Regions from separate parts of the Homo sapiens genome. Here region 2 is linked to region 1. Evidence: read pairs that join two places in POLR2A ChIA-PET (ENCODE). Cell type or tissue: MCF 10A. All regions are shown on one strand. Each heading gives the region's core, and the rest is flanking DNA. Links, peaks and the distances in the headings are about the cores only.

Region 1 (17,071 bases), core at 6,391-10,390:
TATAAAATAACTAAATCTAGGCAAATAATCATTAATTTTATAAAAACCATAGATATAGCCTAAGGAAAGGGGACTTCATGATGCTAAAGAAGTCATTTCCCAATGCTAAAAGGATGTGTTCAACACACAGCTTGAGAAAAAGAATGCTTTATAAACAGGGGACTAACCACAACATTTGACTTCTTATCAGAAACAATGCAAGTCAAAGACAATGGAAGAAATATTCAAAGTGCTGGGAGGAAAAAAAATCTCTCAACTTCAAATTCTGTATCTAAGAATTAAAGGTTAAAATACCTTTAAAAAACAAAATCAAAATTAATGCATCTTCAGATAAACACAAGCTGGGAAAATTTCTCACAAAAAGAGCAGACCTGCACACAAAAAATCATAAGGGAAGTTATTCAATTTGAAGAAAAACTCAGCAATGAGATGAAGAATGCAGAATGATTAAACTGTGGCAAATGTAAGATGCTTTTCCTCATTTTGTTGTTTCTTTACAAAATAATAGATAATTAAAAACCAAAATAAAAGTCATATGTTATGGGCTTTATAGGATATATAGAAGTAAATGTATGCCAACAACAGTACAAAGGACAGAAGTCAAGTAAATAAAACTATAATATCATAAGTTTTAATACATGGAATGATGTGATATTCAGGGTAGTATTTGATAAGTGTGCATATTGGATCCCTTAAAGGACCTGGTAAAAATAAAAATTCAAAAAGTTAAATTAAAAAGCCAATTCAGAGAATAGAAAACAGTACTTAAAAGCAGCCAGAAAGCCAGGAGAGGGGAATAAAAGGTAACAATGAGCAAACAGGACAAAGAGAAAATAAATACAGGACAGTAGGCTGAAACCTAACCATACTAAAATTTCAGTAGATACACAGTAAAATTACAGTCAATGTGTGAAACCAATTATAAGTCAGAAATTGTCACAGCAGTTTTTAAAAGTAACCCAAACATATGCTGTTTATAAGTAAATTACTTTAAATAAACAAGTACAGAGATGATGAAAATCAAAGAAAGGAAGAAGATATACCATATAGTCTGTAAGCATAAGAAAGCAGGAGAAGCTATGCTAATATTAGGCAAATACACTTCAAGACATAAAATATTAACCAAGAGTAAAAGGGATTTTCATAATCATAAAAGAATATGTTCACCATAAAAGCAAAAACATTCTAATTACACTATTAAAAGAGCATGAAAATACGTGGAGCAAAAAACTCAAAAAACTAAAGAGAAATACACATAAATACACAATTATAGTTAGAGACTTTAATTCTGCCCTCATTAATTGATAGACTAAGTAGATAAAAAGTTAGTAAGAATATAATACTTGAAAAACATTATGAATCAATTTGACCTAATAGTTATGGAGGACAGCATCTATTAATACATAATGCCCATTCTTTTCAAGTCTGCATAAATAATTCACCAACATAAATAGACCATAAGTTGGACCATAAAACAAGTCTCAATATTTTTAAAGAATTAAAATCACAGAGCATATTCTCTGACCTAGTAAGATTCAAATAGAAATTAGTAGCAAAAATACACCTGAAAATTGCCCAAATATTTACAAATTAAGAAAAACACTCCTTAATAATCCATGGATCAAAGAAAAAATTCTCAAGATACATTACAAGGCATTTCCAAATGAATAATAATCTTTAAAAGAAAATCCGAGGGAAGATTATAGAAATTGTATAAAGATTTTATTGCTAAAAAAGATTTTAACTAAAACTTCCCACCTTAAGAAGCTATAAAAAGAAGAGAAAATTCAATTCAGTAAGTAAAAGAAAATGAAGAAAATAATAAAGGTAATAGCTGATATCAAAATAGTGGACAAAGTTCAGAGAGAAAAATACATAAAAACAATAGGTTGTCTTGAAATGATTAATAAAACTGATAAACCCCTAGCTAAACCAACATAAAAATAAAACACAAATTATCAATTATAGAAATAGTGAAGAGGTCATCATGACAAATCTTATAGATATTAAAGATAAGAATATATTATGCACACATTTATTCCAATAGACTTGACAAATTAGAGGAAATGGATATGTTATTTGAAAGAAATAAATTATCAAAATAATAATTACCAAAACTGATACAAGAAGAAATAGAAACTCTGTATGTTCCTGTATTTTTTGTAGAAAATGCTTTTGGAATTAAAGCATTTCCACACAGAAAATGTGAAGGCACAATAAATTCTAGCAAACACTTGATGAAGAAATAATACCAATACCATCAACTTTTTTCAAAATACAGAAGCAGAAAAAGTATTTCACAACTAATCATCCTGACGCTAAAACCTGACAAGCATATTAGAGAACAAATAACATAGCCACAAAAAGTCTTAATAAAATATTAGCAAATAAGATTTGGCAACATATAAAAAGGATAACACCACATAACCAAATGGGGTTGATTCCAGAAGTACAAAGTGAGTTCAAAATATTTTTAAAAAATCAATACAACATACATATTATAAATTATATTGATTATAATTTATAATCTATATTAACAGAATGAAGAAAAAATATATATGCTTATCTCAATTGCTACAGAAACATTATTTACAATATGCAACAATTAATGATTAAAAACTCTCAACAAGCTAGAAATGGAAGAAAACTTCTCAGTCAGATAAAGACATCTATGAAAAGTCTACAGTTGCTGGGCACAGTGTCTCACACCTGTAATCCCAGCACTTTGGGAGGCTGAGGGGGGCGGATCACCTAAGGTTGGGAGTTTGAGACCAGCCTGACCAACACGGAGAAACCCCGTGTCTCCTAAAAATACAAAATTAGCCAGGTGTGATGGTGCATGCCTGTAATCCCAGCTACTCAGGAGGCTGAGGCAGGAGAATCGCTTGAACCCGGGAGGCGGAGGTTGCAGTGAGCCGAGATCGTGCCATTGCACTCAAGCCTGGGCAACAAGAGTGCAACTCTGCCTCAAAAAAAAAAAAAAAAAAAAAAAAAAAGTCTACAGTTAGCACCACAATTAGTGGTGAAATATTGAACGACTTCCTCCTAAGACTGAGAAAAGGCTAAGATGCTCACCCAAACTTCTCATCTATTTGATAATTTACTGGAAGAATCTCACAGTGCAATAAAGTAAGAACCAGCAATAAAAGTATAAAGTTCAGAAAGCAAGAAATAAAATTCTTTTTATTCACAGTCAATATGATTGCTTTACATAAAAAATTCTAAGTAAAATTTTTTAGATAAAAAACACTACAACTAATTAATTTAATACATCATCATACATGATGTCAGTATTTTAAAAATAAATTCTAATTCTATATATTAGTAAGCATTGGAAAATACAATGTTTAAAATGTCCTTTTGAATAACTAAAAGCAAATCTATACACACATACCTTTAACAATAAATTCAGTGAAAGTTGTACAAGGCTTCACTATTATGTTTATAAAAACTATGCTGAAAAAAATAAAGACTAAAACAAATAAAGAAATATGCCATAAACAGAAATATTGGTATTGTTATGAAGACAATTCTTTCCCCAGCTGATCTGCAGATATGTTATCATCACGATCAGCATCCCAGCAGACATTTTTACATAATTGACAAGCTGTTTCTAAAATTTATTTGAAAATGCAAAGGATGTAAAGGGAAAATAATCAATCTTGGAAAAGAAGAACAAATTAGAGGATTTACAAAATGTAATTTAATGCTCTTAAAGCTCTAAAAACCAAATCAGTGTGGTGTTGGCCTAAGGATGGACAAACGGATAAAAGGAACTAAATAAAAACTCTAGAAATATACCTGCTCTTGACCTAAGACAACTGTTTCAAAGCAATTTAATGAAAAAAGAAAGCTTTCCAACAAATAGTGTTGGGAAAAAGTGGAAGTGCTGGGAAAAAAAGTGCTGGGAAAAACTCACACCATTTATAAATTTGATTTAATAGACATTATAAGTAAAAAAACTAAAACTCTAATACCTCTGGAAAAAAAAAGGAAAATATTTTTATGACCTGGAATATGTAATGAATGTTTTTATACCAAGCACAGGAAACACACTATCCCTAAAAGTAAATAATTGATGAAATGGGTTTCACCAAAATTAAAAACTCCTGCTCATTAAAATAAACCACTACCAAAATGAATGGCAAGTCACAGATTGGGTAAAATATTTGTAAAACATTTATTTGTAAAAGAATCCTTATCTAGGCCAGGCACGGTGGCTCACGCCTGTAATCCCAGCACTTTGGGAGGACGAGGCGGGTGGATCACGAGGTCAAGAGATCAAGACCACCCTGGCTTTCATCCTGGATTTCACATGGTGAAATCCCGTCTCTACTAAAAACACAAAAATTAGCTGGGTGTGGTGGCATGCACCTGTAGTCCCAGCTACTCAGGAGACTGAGGCAGGGGAACTGCTTTAACCTGGAAGGCAGAGGTTGCAGTGAGCTAAGATTGTGCCACTGCACTCCAGCCTGGTGACAGAGAGAGACTCCATCTCAATTTTTTTTTTTTAAAAGAACCCTAATCTAGAATATACAAAGAATGTCTACAACTTAATAATAATTAACAAAAACAAAAAAAGCAAATTTAAAAATGGATAAAAGACCTTAAACTGAAACTTTACAAAGGGAGATTCACAAATATGCAGTAAGCAGTTAATAATTCTCAAAAATCATTGGGCAGCAGGGAAATGCAAATTAAATTCAGTAAGATGTCCCTATCTACTCAAAAGAATAGCTATCAAAATATTGAAAACCTTAAATTTTGGCAAGGATAAAGAGGAAATTGAACTCTTATGCATTGTTGGTAAACATGAAAAATGGTACAACTACATTAGAAAACTCTATGGAAATTTCTTATAAAGTTGAAGAGTAAATATAAGTTTGGTCCAGCAATTTCACTCCTAGCTATGTACCCAAAAGAAATCGAGCTAATATCCACAGCCAAGACAGATATAACAGTGATCATAGCAGCTCTATTCATAAAAGCCAAAATCTTTTTGTAAACTGCCTATTCACAGACAAATTGTGGCATATTCAAACAACTATTACTCAACAATAAAAATGTACAAGCTGATATTTACAACAACATGGATGAAACCAGACACAAAAGAGTATTACCACATAATTACATTTATATAAAATTTTAGGACAGCAAACTAAACTGGTAATAAAATCAAAACAGTGATTGCCCATTTGGGTTGGGGAGGGGGATTGACTTGGAAGGAGACATAAGAATTTTCTTAGCTTATAAAAGTATTCTATACTTTGATAGAGAAGTGGCTAACAGAGATGGCTGCATTTGCCAAAACTTACCATATTGTACACTTAAGATCTGTGTGTTTTGCTTTATGTCAAGTATGTTCCAATTAAAAATAAAAGGGGAAAATAAACTCTGATGAATATTAGAAACCTGATTTTAATGGCTCACATCTTCTAAACATATTTTAAACAAATTAGTAATTTTTTATTCTGCTGTTGTTTTTCCCTGCTATGACTATAAATGATCCTTCATCACCACTCAGTGATCTGCCTCTAAGACTGGAAATTACTAAGAAAATCTCTAAATTTTCTTAGTTCCCAAAGCCTAGGTTTGTTTCATTAAATATGGATAGAAACAAAGAAAGTATCACGTAAAACATTTGAATTTGGTTTTAGTCAAATATGGTCTAATACTAAACAGAAAGTTATTTCATCCTAATGCTAAGTTCAGTACAAAGAAAATAGATTTTAATAATTTAAAATATGACTTGTAAAAGGTTAACTTAAACATTGACTCCATTTATTTGTCAATATATTTTGTTTCTCAAATACTCCTTCTTGTCATTATTTGCAAAACTTAGTAAATCGTGATTTCAAGTTCAACCATCTTTGGAACACAGACATGACTCAGGTTAGCTTTGGAGGTTCTCCTTGATTATCTATTCAAAAAAAGCTAATTTTGACCTTCTATTTTATGGGCTTTCATTCCTAAAGTCAGAAACCTTTTTATTCATTCAATGGTAGTTTCTTTGTATTCCATATTCCAAGGTGTCTGAGGCTGGTGATGAGACCTTTTTAATATAAAACTAAGATTTCTCCACTGTATAACAGGAACAAATTAGGGCATTCATCTAAAAAAAGCAAAGTACCTGAATAGTGCAATCTCTGATGAAGAATGGGCAAAAATGGCACTTGAGTCCTCTAAATTAGAGCATTAGTTCTTCTCCTTTAGAAGGAAAAAAATCAGAAGAACATTAGACTAAACTAAATTGAACAGAAAAGCCAATAGTGAAGAATAAACTGGAAGGTGCTCAAATCAGGAGAGTGAAGGTGAATGCTGAGAACATAACAAGTTTCAAAGGTCGTATGCTTAACACCCAGGGATCTGAATCACATGACACACTATATTCAGTCGAGTCCAATCTAAGCTTCACAGTTTCTCAAAATAGAAAAAACAGTGTTACCAATTCAGACTGCAGATGCCCAAGAAAAGCTGTTGATGTCAGATGTTAAAATGGGGCCAGGACCTTAAGCAAAATGAAATGAAAGAGTAAGAAAATTATCTGGATACTTCAGGTTAAAATGTGTGTTTTTATTAAAGAAAATGTAGATTTTTTAGCTTATGAGTTTAAAAATGAATAGATTACAGGATTTGTGAGTCCCTTCTGATGGCTAGAATACATGTTTATCACCTCAAATATCAGAATATTTCAAGCAAAGATGTTTGGGGCCTGGATATGCATATCACAATTTTTCAGTTAACTTTGCACATGTAGACACAATCTCAGTGGTGATTTGTATTTCATTTGGGAACCGTTTTAGTTTGGTGGAAATGGCCCCAAGGAATACTCTCTGTGCAAACCCAAGACTATGACACATTTACAGAGCTGGGCTAGCAGTGAAATACAGAGGTTTGAGGGCCATATATTTTCTGTGTAACTAAGGAAAAAAAGAGCTATGATGCCAGATTTTGAATTTAAAATTAAAATATTCCTTGCTTTCTACAATACCTTCAAAATGAGGTTTTAAGCATCAGATGGCTTAGTTAAATAGATAAGTAACAGAATTGTTTTTATCTGGCCTCTCTTTCATAATTCAGAGAATTATGTAACTCTAATCCGTAACTACCATAGAAATATAAATATTATGATTATGTGTTTAATATAAATAATTTTATATTTAGAACAATTAAAATTCAGATTAAATATGGAAAACACACAAAGTGAAGAAAAGAGACCCTTTAAATCTTTTTTTAACCAAGTGCACAGTAATCAGTACTTTTAAATGTATTTCTTTGTAAAGCCAGAAAATCAAATCATAATCAGGTTTTCTCTTAATAATATGACTAGGTTATTACATGTAGTTCAGAAAGAGGCAAGCGATATCTTTCGATTACCAAAGGAAACTTCTTGAAGGCAGGAACCCAACTGTATTCCTCTTTTTCTCTCATAGCACCTTTCTCACAGGAACTGCTCAAGACATAGTATCCTATCTGGATTGAAGACGGAGTATATATCCACACTAGCAGGAGAGGTGAGCTTCTCAAACATTCTCTCTAAAAAATTACTTGAAGCTCATGTTAAAGATTCAGGCCGGGCACGGTGGCTCATGCCTGTAATCCCAGAACTTTGGGAGGCCGAGGAGGGTGGATCACGAGGTCAAGAGATTGAGATTATCCTCGCCAACGTGGTGAAACCCCATCTCTACTAAAAATACAAAAATCTGGTGTGGTGGCATGCTCCTGTAGTCCCAGCTAATCGGGAGGCTGAGGCAGGAGAATCACTTGAACCCGGGAGGCAGAGGTTGCAGTGAGCTGAGATTGCACCACTGCACTCCAGCCTGGCGACAGAGCAAGACTCATCTCAAAAAAAAAAAAAAAAAAAAAAAAAGATTCAGATTGCCCAGTTCTGCCCCAGACTCCCAGAATCAGAATTTTCAGAGTAGAGCCAGGAAATGCATTTAACAAGTACCCTCTGTGAATCTAATGATCAAGCAAGCTAGAAAATAGCCCAGTGTGAGATTAAACTGGAAGCCTCTCAACAAGAAGAGACAGGTCTGTAAAATTCCAGTTCAACATTGTAAGGGCTCTATAATTTCACCCTACCTGAACTTTCCAGCATTATCTCCCTTAATTCAAACAAAATCCTTTGTGGAGTTCAGGCTGGTGTACTCAAGGTGGGCACAGTGGGTGTGGGCAGAAAGTATGGCATTACCATCAATATACCGGGTTGGAATCATGGCTTATATTACAAAATAGTTTTGCAATTCTGACATCATTAGTAACATAGCTTGTTTCTACACACATGGGCTTGGCTATGATTAATGACTAGGACAATATACCCTTCACTTAGCAGTTTAACTAGGAGAAAATGTCCTGGCTCTTACTGCAATGAAGACAACTAATCTGAACTTGCCCTGTTGCCTGAAGTCCAGCCAACTGCTTACTCTCCCTCTACCTCACTTGTTCCTAATGTTAGAAGGTATAATTGTGTCAGTGCTTACTTTGCCACTGACCAAATCAAGTGATGACTTTCTAGTTTTGTTGGAACTATAAATTTAACTCAAATAAAGCACCTTGTTGATACTTACTAGTTCTATGGAGACATGTGTCACTTCAGCACTACAGCACCAACTTGTGATTCCCCAATATTTGACCATTACAATGTCTGGATGCCAGACTTAGAATGAGCAAGCAGTTGTGATACAAGAAGCACTAACTGCTCCAGAGAACCCAAAAAATCCCTAAGGCAACAGCTGATACTTCATGTTGAACTAGACTGAAGTTAAGGCAAACCATGTATTTGAGTGAATAACCATTTGTGAGCCATATGCAGATATGCTTGGGCAAGGAAGTATTTGAACCTCCCTGAGATACAGTGAAATGGGAATAATGAAACCAATAGAGTTGTTTGGAATAAAGTGCCCGGCGTAGACATCAGAACATAGCAGGAAATCTGAGATTGTTAGCTCCTTTCCTTAGCATACCCTGAATACTCCCTGCCCATTTCCCATTTTTGAAGCTTTGCTCATGCGGAACTCAGCTTCTGGCCTACCTCCATCTAGTCCATTTACATCAATTTAGCCTTAAAGTTCCAATTAAATCCCATTGTATGACCCCTCTGCCTTTGTCAATTCGCTCTAGGCCACAAGAGTCTTTTAGTATTCAGGGTTCATATAAAAACAAATTAGACACTAATCGAATATTGATAAAAATTTCTAACACATTGTATGTGTACATTTATTCTACTGAATGAGCTTGTAAGGGAAGGGAAAATATCATATGCTTCTGCCTATCTTCTGAATGAAAGTACTGTGAAATATGAATAGTAGAAAAAGATAAAATAAGAAGTAATTGCTCTTACCCCATTCTTAGTAGGACTGACAATTTAATCAGAAAAGAGGAAGTTCTTTATATATAGCCCAGATATTCCTTGTGACTTTTTAATAAATAACAGCTCTAAATTCACCAACACTATTTTCTATATTAAAAACCTTACAAGGTCCCTTTAAAAATTAGCAGGAAGCTGCTAGAGAGAGCAGAGGTTGCTGCACCCTTGCAGTAGGGAAATGAAGCAGTTTTGTGTTGTGGCACAAGTCTTATGCAAGGTGCATCCCCTTTCACCCAGGAATTCCACTTTGAGAAACTTACTCTATAGAATTACAACTGTGTTTAAAAAACAATGTCCATGGAAGTTATGTTTAAAATGAAGAAAATATGGAAAGAACCTAAAATATCCTCAGTATAAAATTGGTTAAATAAAATGCAATGCATCCATTTAAATTAAGGTCATAAAGGAATACCTAACAACATGGAAGAATATTTGTGGTATCTTATTAGTGTAAGTAGCTGTTTATATGAAAACATTATATAGTGTTCTAATATTTTGCAAAAATATAAATGTATACTTGTTCACAGAAAATTGATGAAATGGCTATGCAAAGATGATAACTACTGTTTTGAGGAATTATGGATGAGAATTTTTCTTTTTGTCATATCCTGTATATTCCAAATCTATAAATTTTTATATCCTGCATTGATACTAACCCTATTTTTAAAGGAATTCCATTGAAGAAAATATAAATGAACTGAAGTGAAATTTTTCTATATTTCTAGTTCCATAGCTCTCCAGTTAATAATATTATTTGGCAGGAATCAAAGTGGTGAAATAAAATTGATATAATTCAGACATTGAATTGATCTAAACGTAATTTTAAAATTTTGAATAACTGAACTAACCTTCTTTAATGAGATGATTTAATATATGTCTAGAAAAAGTGACAGAAGATCAGGAAATATATAAGGAGGTGTCAAAGAAGAGCATAGTATTCCTCTATCTAAACTGTTACTTGGGAAATTAAACATCAAAAATTCCCACATGAGAACTGATTTAAGATAGAAAGTCCCAGCATTGTGATTGGTATAGTCAATCCTTCTTCCCTGTTTTATTGATACTTTTTGTTTTACAGAGCAGATAGATAAAAAGTAAAAGCAAATAGGATAAGACAGGTCATAGACACTATAACAAATGTAGTTTATGTTAATATTTTATGTGAATTCAACTTGTCTTGTTAACACATTAACGAAACTAAAGATGATAGCGAAAAGAAAACAAGCAATGTTCTTCCTCTAATACCTAATTGTGTGGTCTGTACTTCATGGATGCCCAATAAATTCTAATGGCTGACTTTACATTGAATGTTTCCTTATTTGCAGGACAAAGCAATGTAGGTAAGGTAAGCCAAACAGATGGGTAGGGACAACTACACCTATTCCAGAAATAAACACAGTGGAGCTTTTTCTTGGGGTTGCAAAGATAAAGGCCTAGAAGAAGATCAAGCCAAACAGAAAACTATGAAAATCTGCTCATTGGGTTTCGGTAATTAGGAAGAAAGCTTGAAGAGAGAGACAAATTTGCTCTTCTGGGAGAATCCACACTCTTTCCAGCTGTTGCTAGATCATCAAACTGACATGCAGTTCTATGAATATCTGAGAAGGTCATTCTAACAAGATCCTGAAGGACAGGGTCTTGGATCCAGAAATAATACAGACATTTTTCTTTGAGGCATTTACCAGATAGACACATTATTCCAAAATCAAGAATCAGTAAGAGTGATTTACACAAAACTGAGCGAAAATTTTTATAACAAACAAACAAAAAAGAAAGAAAGAAAAAAAGAGAAAAGCATAGCACTAAAAAAGAAAATCTGCTTTGGGAAAACATTTACTAAGGAAGCAAATTTCCTATAGCATCTGTTTGTACTGTCTTTTAAATCCAAGAGCATATTTGCTCTCCAAAATAAAAATGAACCATAAAATATAAAAAAGCAACTGGCTGAAGGGCAGGGAGAAATTTTTGAAAAAAGAGCTAAGTAAAATAGGGCAAGAATATAAGGAAACTGTTGATTCTGGAGCAGAACCAAAAATTGCAAAAGGTATTGAAAGAGAAAACTACACTGAAATAGAAGAAAAATTTGAGAATGTAGAGAAACCTGATTCATTATCAACTACATTCTATGCTTAAGGCAGTATATGATTTTTTTCATTAATGAACCTATTAATTTTGACAGCTTCATAAAGGAAACACTATTATTATATCCAATAATAAGAGAAAACTGAGCTTCAGAAAAAACAATAACAGAGCATATGGTAGACTGACATTGATGTGGCTTTCTTCTACTAAATACTTAGAAATGCTTAATAAAAAACAAATCTTTAAATGAAATAAAAGTAGGCCTGGTGCAGTGGCTTATGCCTGTAATCCCAATACTTGGGAGGCCAAGGCAGGTGGATCACTTGATGTCAGGAGTTCAAGACCAGCCTGACCAACATGGTGAAACCTCACCTCTACTAAAAATCCAAAAATTAGCCAGGTGTGGTGGCAGTTGCCTGTAATCCCAGCTACTCAGGAAGCTGAGGCAGGGTGAAGGAATTGAGACCCATATATACATTATAGCACCTTGTTAACTAATCTAGGAAAAATGGCCAGGGTGCCAGGTGCCAACAAGGCCATTTGTGGGGCGGCGGGGGGAGCTACAAAAATCATAATAACTCGACACAGACCAAATGTGGCTGTGGGATATTAGCTTAAACCATCTGCATTGTCTAGAAATCCTAACATAAGAAATTAAAATAAAAACATTTGAATCCTCTGAATTTCTATCAGTATCCACTATAAAACCTTTTTGTGAGGCCACTCCTACAGACAAGCCTCATAGGACAACCACATAGTGTTGCCAGATAATATACAAGGTGCCCAGTAATATTTAAATTGTAGAGAAATAATGGATAAATATATTCCAATATTAACTATTGAAAGAGTAAACTACACTAAGATAAAAGACAAACTTATATGTGACATAATTGTACTAAAAAAACAAATTGTCTAAACAAGAAGAAATAAAAGGTATAAAAATATTATAAAGGAAAAAATAAAACTTTTTTGCAGAAAACATACCCAGAATTTTTGTTTTAATTCATTAGGATTTGTCAGTTTGTTACCACAACATAATTTAATCTATTAAAAATAATACACAATATCAAGATGCTATTTAGAAATATGGAAGTTTTCCATATTTGTGAGAAAAGCTAAGAACAAGCCAAAATAATTTTGTTTGAAGATTGGGATTTGGGAGCAAAAGAGGTAGAAGAATGAATTTTGTTTTGTATTATATGGTGTTGTATGTCGATTACTAGCCGTTTTGTTTTGTTGTAAGACAATCATCTATTGATAATTCATATTTCAACTCATCTCACAAGGAAGACACTGGCTAACCTTAGTTGCAAACTGTGGTAAGTGAGAAGGAATTTCTTTTCTCACACATTGCTAGGTTCATGTCTGAGACTCCTCAAGCAAAAGACAGACTAACAAGAGAAAAGGATACCAATTTATTTAATATAATTTTACAAGACATGGGAGTCTTCAGAAATGAAGAATCAAAGAAACAGGGAAACCTGTGTATTTTTATGCTTAGTTTTGATGAATAGTTGACAGTAAGGCATGAGTATGATTGGACAAAGAGGATATAATCTAATAGTAATAAACTGGGGGGAAACTTAGCAAGACAGGTTTGTTCAGATTCTTCTCTATGTCTCTGTGTCTTCAGAGACAAGAACATTCCTTTTCTTTGAGTATAGAGAGGGTATCTCTTACATGAGGATCTTAGGACCTATTAATACATTAGAGGAAGATCAGATAATTATTTTTTGACCTGCTTCAGGGAAGAGGGGTGGGAGAAGGTCAGAGGGAGCTTCCTGCTTCAGCTGTTTTGTTAAATGCCAATGTGCCATATTTTGGGGTAGCAAGTCCCATAACTATCTTTAAAAAATTTTTGTGTAACAAATAGCCTTGGCATAAAGAGATAGTATTTCCCCTATATAGGGCAGGTTTTCTTATAGTCTTGGAAGATGCAATGTCTTCCTTATAGGCCTGCTTATTGCCCATTATAAAGACTCATATTCTCTTATATGGACTATAACTTTCAGAGAAGTTTTTTTCCTGTAATGCAACCACCTGCATTTACAGGTACCATCTCCCTCTCTCTGTTTTGCCCTGTGGGAATTGAGGATCTATTAAGTAGCACAAAAATAATTCTGGGACTCTGGCTACTGCTATTGCTATGAGTAATATATTGTTCATCTCTGACCCAGAAGTCTGGAATCTTCTACCAGCATCCATGAAACTGTGCTGGGCTAACTTGATAGTTTGTATGTAGGGTAAAATATCAGATCTTTCAAAGTCCTTTATATCCTTATAATACTTTTATTAAGATTTTTATACATTTTTAAATTTAAAAGGTTAAAGTGAAAAGTAAAATGTGAGAATTTATCTATCTCAGTTCAGTAGAGACTTTCTATGGATAAAAAATAAAGGAAAGGCAAATTGAAAATAGACTGCTTTCATTACATAATATTTTTAACTAGCATGCATTATCAAATACCGTCAACAAAATTAAGAAACTTGAGACAGAGCCCAGCACGTTGGTTCATACCTGTAATCCTAGTGCTTTGGGAGGCTAAGGTGGGAGGATCACTTGAGACCAGGAGTTGGAGACTACCCTGGGCAACACAGCAAGACCTCATCTTTACAAAAAAATTTAAAAATTAGCTTGGCATGGTGGCACATACCACATGTAGTCCTATCTACTTGGGTGGCTGAGGAGGGAGGATTGATTGAGCTCAGGAGTTCAAGGCAGCGGTGAGCTATGATTGTGCCACTGCACTCCAGCCTGGGCAACAGACACTGTCTCAAAAAGAAGAAAGAAAAAAGGAAAGAGAGAGAGAGAGAGAGACAGAAAGGAAGGAGGGAGGAAAGGGAAAGAAGGAAGGAAGGAAGGAAAGAAGGAAGGAAGGAAGGAAGAAATGAAGGAAGGGAGGGAGGGAGGGAAGGAGGGAGGGAGACAAACTTGGAAAAAAATGAACTATTTGCAATATTTTTAAAATAGCACTTATTTAATATTTAAAGAGCACCTTCAAATACAATTTTTAAAGGATGAGTATAACTCATTAGAACAAAGGAAGCAATACTAATAGACAATTACCTTGTGAAAAATATTCGGTCTATTTACAAATAAAATTATTTTAAATTTAAGATTATTGAGATGTTTTCTATATAGTTGGTTAAAAAAGAAAAAGAAGTGAAAGAAAATAAATTATAAAAATGTCTTAAGAGAGTAGAAAAAATCCGTCATATTGTTAAAATTGGAAATATTTATCGAAAGTCTTAAAAAACACCTTTACCTTTTGACTCAATGATTTCTGTTCTCAGAAATCATGTTAAAGAAATAAAGAAGAAAACAAGCAAAAAATTACCTGCAAAAATATAGGTATTAAAAGGTTAACTATAGTAACACCTCCTTAATATTTAACAATAAGAAATTTTTTCAAGAATATGCTACAGTCACAAAATCATGTACACTTTAGGCATTATCATCCTATAAACTGATATTTTTGAAATGAAAAGTTACATACAGAATTGAGAAACATTTTTAATATTATATACAGAATGATTTCATTTGTCATAGCTATAAAGTCCCAAATAACATGTACCAGGTTGTAACAAACACACATTTTTTCTTTTCTCTCTCTCTTTTTTTTTTTTTTACTATACTTTAAGTTCTAGGGTACATGTGCACAATGTGCAGGTTTGTTACATATGTATACATGTGCCATGTTGGTGTGCTGCACCCATTAACTTATCATTTACATTAGGTATTTCTCTAATGCTATCCCTTCCCCATCCCCCCACCCCAAGACAGGCCCTGGTGTGTGATGTTCCCCTCCCTGTGTCCAAGTGATCTCATTGTTCAATTCCCACCTATGAGTGAGAACATGCGCAAACACACATTTTTTTCTTGAGTTACATGGTAATAACTTTTCACTAATATGTGTTTTCTGATTTATCCAAAATAATGTCTATTACTTTTACTCCAAGAAAATATTTTATTTTTTAAACACAAAACATAAACACGCTGATCCCTTTGGGGGTGTACCCGAAAAAGTTAATGAGATGTGCACACTGATTTAAGTGTGTGAAGATCCATAAACATTTCATCTATCTGACAATAGGGGACTGATCAAATTGTGTAATAACCTCATAATGAAACCCAAAGCAGACATTAGGTACCATATTGTAGAAAAATATCATTATGTGGGAAACTGTTAATGACACATTAATAAAAGAAAATTATGAAGTAATATGCAGAGTATGAAGCTAATATTTTTAGTGTGCAACAACAGAAATATGCTAGAGGAAATATATCAAATAGGCACAGTATTTTTCCAATAAAATAACAAGTAATTTTAGTTTTCTTTTCTTTGAATTCCACATTTTCCAGATTCTCTACAATGAACATACCTTGCTTCATTTTATGTTAATAATACTATTAACGGTCCAGCCCTGCAATAAAGAGAACCAGAAGAAAGAGAGTAGATGTGGGAAGGAAAGCTAGGTAAAATATAGTGGGAAATGTTCAGGAGAATTTATTGAATTTGTTAATCTATTAACTGAAGAAAATGGAAGGAAGAAATGAAGAAATTGGTTTGGGTAAACAACATCATTATTTTTTAATTTGGGAATTCAGGGAAAGGAACTGACTTTAAAGACAAAATTTTACACTTCTGGGGTTTTTTTCTTCCTAAGTTTTTGCAAAACATGTAGGTGGATGTGCCCAATGGACAGGAAAACCAGTACACAGCCATGTGATCAATCAGGTATAACTATAGATTTGGAAGCCAACAACATACTGGGTAGAGTTAAAATCACTGCATGCATACAATTACCTAGGAATAATGAAATATAAGAAAATAAGAAAGCATGGAAAAGCACCTTGAAGAGTCCCAACCAACAGTTACCAGGTAGGCTAAAGCTGGCATGGCAGATATGGCTGCACACTGGTCAAGAAGGTGAACTTTAGCCTCAACCAGACCTGAATGAAAATCTGTACCTCACCACCTGTGGCCTTTTGTGTGTTATTCAAACTCTCTAAGCTGCATTTTCTCATTTGTTAGGTAATAATAACAATAATATCTGCCTCGTAGAGTTCCAGCATGTCTTCACTATGGCAGGAAGGCTCAATAAATGGTAGCTAATATTAATAGTAGGCCTTGTCCTCTTAGTGGTAGTAGATAAAAAGTAAAAAAAAATAAGGAACTATTAGAAAGGGATGAAACATCAGGAAAAAAAAAGTGATGTCTCGAAAGACAAAAAAGGGGAACTTCAAGCAATGGCAGTAATCAATGGAGTCAAATCCAAATAAGATGCAAACCAAATCCAATGGCATTGAAATTTACGAGGTCATTTGAGATGTTTGCCAAAATAATTATATCTGATTTTTAGTCATATTTCCTTGAAAAAAAAAAAAACCCTTAACAAATGGTTACTACTATTTCTTGATGTTTCATTTTGTGATTCATCCACTTTTAATTCATAAATAGTGGGAATTTTGTCAAGATAAAGTTAATAAATTACTAAAGTAAAAATTTGCCACTGAGCAACAATGAAAGAGTTAAGGTTTTACTTTGGGTTGTTGTGTTTCCTTTCTACCTAATATTTCTGGGTGCATGTCCCTCACAAAAGGACTTTACAATGGTT
Region 2 (4,000 bases), core at 1-4,000, 320 kb after region 1:
GCCAAACCAGAGACAGACCTGCCCATTCACAGCTCTGAGGGGAAATAAAACGTGGGAGGAAGGCAAGAGACACACAAAAAATAAACATACTAAGTAAAAGGGGGGTGGTGTAGGCAAACGGGGGTGTTGGTGGAGGCGGTTTTCAAAAGAAAAGTCAGTGACCACAACTCTGAGAGCAATGAATGGAAAGGAGGAGTTGAAAACTGTTTTTCTAATTATTTGAAAATAATACAAATGGCTGCTGCCGTTGCTAAGGCACCGGAGAAAAACAGAGTCCCTGAAAATCCACAGGTACTGTGTGACTCTTCCTTTCACAACGACACAGAGAGGGAAACAGCCCCATTTAAGCTTCCTACACTGATTGGTTTGCAACCATTTCCATGAGTGAGCTGCACATGATATTGATAAAGACTCTTCCTGGGAAAAAATAAAACAGTCCATGAAAACAATCACAAACAGAAAACCAAACCAAACCAAAGTACAGAACTGTTTCTAAATTCCCTATCCTTTTCAAACCAACATGCTGGTGGAGAAGGGAGGGTGGGCCACAGGGCTCCAACATCAGACCTTGAAAACACCGAGGACAAAATATCGATCAAAAAAGTCATGTTGTTCCAGGTCCCAAGATGATGGAGTCATAAGATTGGGTGGGCAATGACCACACATGAGTCCTGTATGGAGCAGTGTCTCAGCCACTTGTGACTCTTTTTTTCAGCCATGGTACACATTGGATGTTTCAAAGCCTCAATGCATGTTTTGTATCCTGAAAGTCTATTGTTCTCACTTACAAAAGACATAAGAATCAAATTAATACTTTATTATCAAACACTATGTACAACAGAGGTTGCTAATAATACAGAATTTAAAGAACGCAGTTTTTTTTTTTTTTTTAATGTTTTACTTTTCTTTCCTCTGCCACCCAAGAAAGTACAGTACAAAACAATAGTCTAAACTAACACGAACTGTTACCTGGTCTATTAAAGGATACACGGTATCCACTAAACAGACAGATCCTTATTTCCCTGCTTGATGTTGCAAAGCCCTTGGCAACCAGGGGCAAAGGTCACTGGGGTTTGACTAACTGGGGCTGAGTGGCAGCTATGACTGTCCTTCAGATTTTTGAGTTGTTTTTGAAATTAAAAGCTTCTAAAAGTTGCATCAACATCCTCCTAAGCCCCCAGAGGATTGTAACACCACCACAAAAGGCCACCAACACTTTTTAAACAAAGTGAAAACTGTCTGACACCAATCATCTTGAAAACTCCATGGCAAGTGCATTAGCTATGATTTCATCACTTACAGGTAGAGAAGCTTACTGTCTACTGGTGTGGACACTCTTGCTATTTTCTTTATACTTAATTTGCAGTGGCAGAATGGTGAAGTAAAGGGGTCTAATTTCACTGTGAAAAAATGAAAGACAATGGCAGAGAGGGCCATGAGTAATTATTTCACCATTTGTTAGAGACAAATGCTAGGAAAACCACAGAAGTCACCATTTCTAAAATGCATTTAGCACTGCTAACATAGTTATGACTAACTGGAATCATGACAGGATCATTTGATTTCCTTGTGGTTATAGAACATGCTGTATTATTTTGGTTCTATTGATCCATTTTAGAAGGTATCTTTCTCCCCCTACCCAAATCCCACTGGACCAACAAGCCTGTAACTATTAATTAAAAAAAAAAAAGTATTTCTGCATATGACTGAGAGTACTGCATATATAAATAGCTAAAGGAAAAAGGAATTGAATGCCGTGAACTTTTGTTTTGGTGAAATGGTGGCTGCCTTCTGTGATAAGACTCTGCCACTCCAGAGGAGTTCCTTATGTCAGAGGGGAATAGGATTGATTGTATCTGTGAGGCTGGCAACCCCACACACATGGTTCCATGTGAGAACAGACTCGGCAGTGACATCCACTCCAAATGGATCAGGTAAGCCCAGATTACATTTCAACATGTGTACAACTCTCCAGGGCACAATACGTTTACAGCTGCCTTTCCTTCACATACTTTTCTAATTCAGAACTACTCACAATTCTAAGCAAATTCCCATTCACGAAGTCTGTCCATAATGCGACCTTCTCTTTTTTTAACATATACATCTTAAAAAACAAATATATAAAAAATTCTTATTTTGCTGGAATGCTTTCAATTTTTCACATTTTACATGATCATCACATTTATTTCTTATATTGAAAGGCATGGTTTCTGTTGACATGTCGTGCAAAGCCAAAAAAAAAAAAAAAAAAAGGGCTGGATTGCTTTTCAATTGGTCTAACACTTTTCCTTGTCTAGGCTTTGGATTTTAAAGTTCATGACAGCCCCACCACCAGTAGAAACCCCAAGGCTTGCATTTCCTGGTAATCGACTGGAAACGTCCCCTGTTGGCCATGCTAAGATTCCTTCAACAGGGTCATCCTGCATTTATTCTCCTTCTGCCCCACCCCCACAATGAAACAAGATAGCCCCCATATTTCTAAATGTATCAAGGGATACCACTTTTTCTCACAAGTTTAAATAGGACAAGCATATATACTCACTCTCAGCATAAAGTATATCTAAATAATGTATTTTCTATTCTAGTGGATTTTTAAAAAAATATTTTGTTAAAGTCTTTGGGACTCCATCTTGTTTATCTCCCACAGATAAACACATGTTCCCCCTACGCTTTAGGCTGTGTCAGAAAGGGAAAGAATATAAAATCAACACTTGAATTTTTTTACTCCAAACTTTGGAATTTTATTTCCAAATTTCCCTTTAGCCCTCCCAAGTAGTGCTGACTGACTCTCCTGGTGACAGGGGTTTGTGTCCGAGCCCCTGCGGTCAAGGAGTGTGGAGCAAAACGTGGGTACTAGGGTGGGAGGCGGGGAAAGGCCACAGCACACTGGCGCTCCAGCAAAGCCAAATCATGTCTCCTCTGGCCACTGCGGTCCTCTCCTTGGTACATGTCATCCCCCAGAGGAGTATCCAAAGCTATTCCACTATGCACTCATCAACCCTGGCTTGTCAGCCTTGGGGAAGGTCACTTTATTCATAAAAATGCCTCTTTGAGTTTCTTAAAAAAAAAAAAAAAAAAAAAAAAAAAAAAAAAAAAAGTTGTAGCACCATGGTGATCTGTATTCAAAGAAAAAATATCTGGTGTGCACTGCCCAGTCACCAAAAAAATTAGAGGCACTCACACATACACACCCCCAGCAAACCTGTAGTTTTCTCTGTTTTCACACCTGCTCTGTATTAGCATTCCACACCCAACCTGCCTCCTAGAAAAAAAAAAAAGGCTTCTTTTAGAGAGCACAAGTTTTGCTGTCAAGAATGCTTTAAGACAGTCATATTAAAAAAAAAAACCAGTGTCTCAACCTTTTAGAAGCCTGTTCATTTACATACTCCTATAGGAAATGGTGTAATATCGTATCTATTCTTAATACCTCCCCTCCGGACCTGACATGGTGACATGATGCCCTGCGCGATCATCTTACAGTTCTGAATGAGAAGGCATAAATATTGCATAGGAGAGCAAAACCCTCCCAGCCCTAGCCAGCGCTGGCTGCATCTGCCACTATTCTTCCTTGTCCATAGCCCGCTGACACAGTGCGCTAACGGAGGTGAGTTCTTAGAGGAGAATGCACAGGAGCTGACGAACCACTGGTGTCACTATGACAATTTGGCATTTTCATCTGGAGTCCATTTAATTTGGGAGGGGTGAGAGAAGCCAAGGGCCAGGGCTGGGGGTGGGGCGGGGTGGGGTGAGGGAGGCAGGAACAAGTTTAGGCCCCCAACCTGAAGTTGTTGCTTAGAATTCAGGCTGAAAGAAAGAAAACAAAAATCTGACATCTGCCAAAACCCAATAACAAGTCCCTTCTTAGGATGAGCAGTTAGGTGGATCTCTGGTGTTCCAAGACCCTGATGTTTTCTGTGACAAGTGATGGGAGGAGACTGTGCTATAATGTCAAAAGCATCGCCAGGAGGAACAGTAGGATTGCCAAAAGGCGGCTGGGTAT

The links. Peaks named below come from ENCODE experiments on the same cell type or tissue, not always from the same donor. Only the 100,000 strongest peaks of a DNase experiment are listed, where the experiment ranks them.
Region 2: POLR2A ChIA-PET joins it to region 1 with 5 read pairs; 2 of 35 experiments call an interaction of 5 or more read pairs at or near these places.

Annotation. Positions count from the first base shown.
Region 1 is chr5:107,050,106-107,067,176 of GRCh38, forward strand. No RefSeq gene overlaps it. Among named protein-coding and RNA genes, the nearest start is that of LINC01950, 48 kb to the left of the region's middle. In MCF 10A, for the core only: no CTCF peak of the experiment used is centred there; a DNase peak (open chromatin) is centred at 8,326.
Region 2 is chr5:107,377,315-107,381,314 of GRCh38, forward strand. It overlaps EFNA5 (ephrin A5), which reads right to left. Exons shown (of 5, transcript NM_001962.3): 5 at 1-4,000. The coding sequence ends at 3,941. Among named protein-coding and RNA genes, the nearest start is that of EFNA5, 290 kb to the right of the region's middle. In MCF 10A, for the core only: no CTCF peak of the experiment used is centred there; no DNase peak of the experiment used is centred there.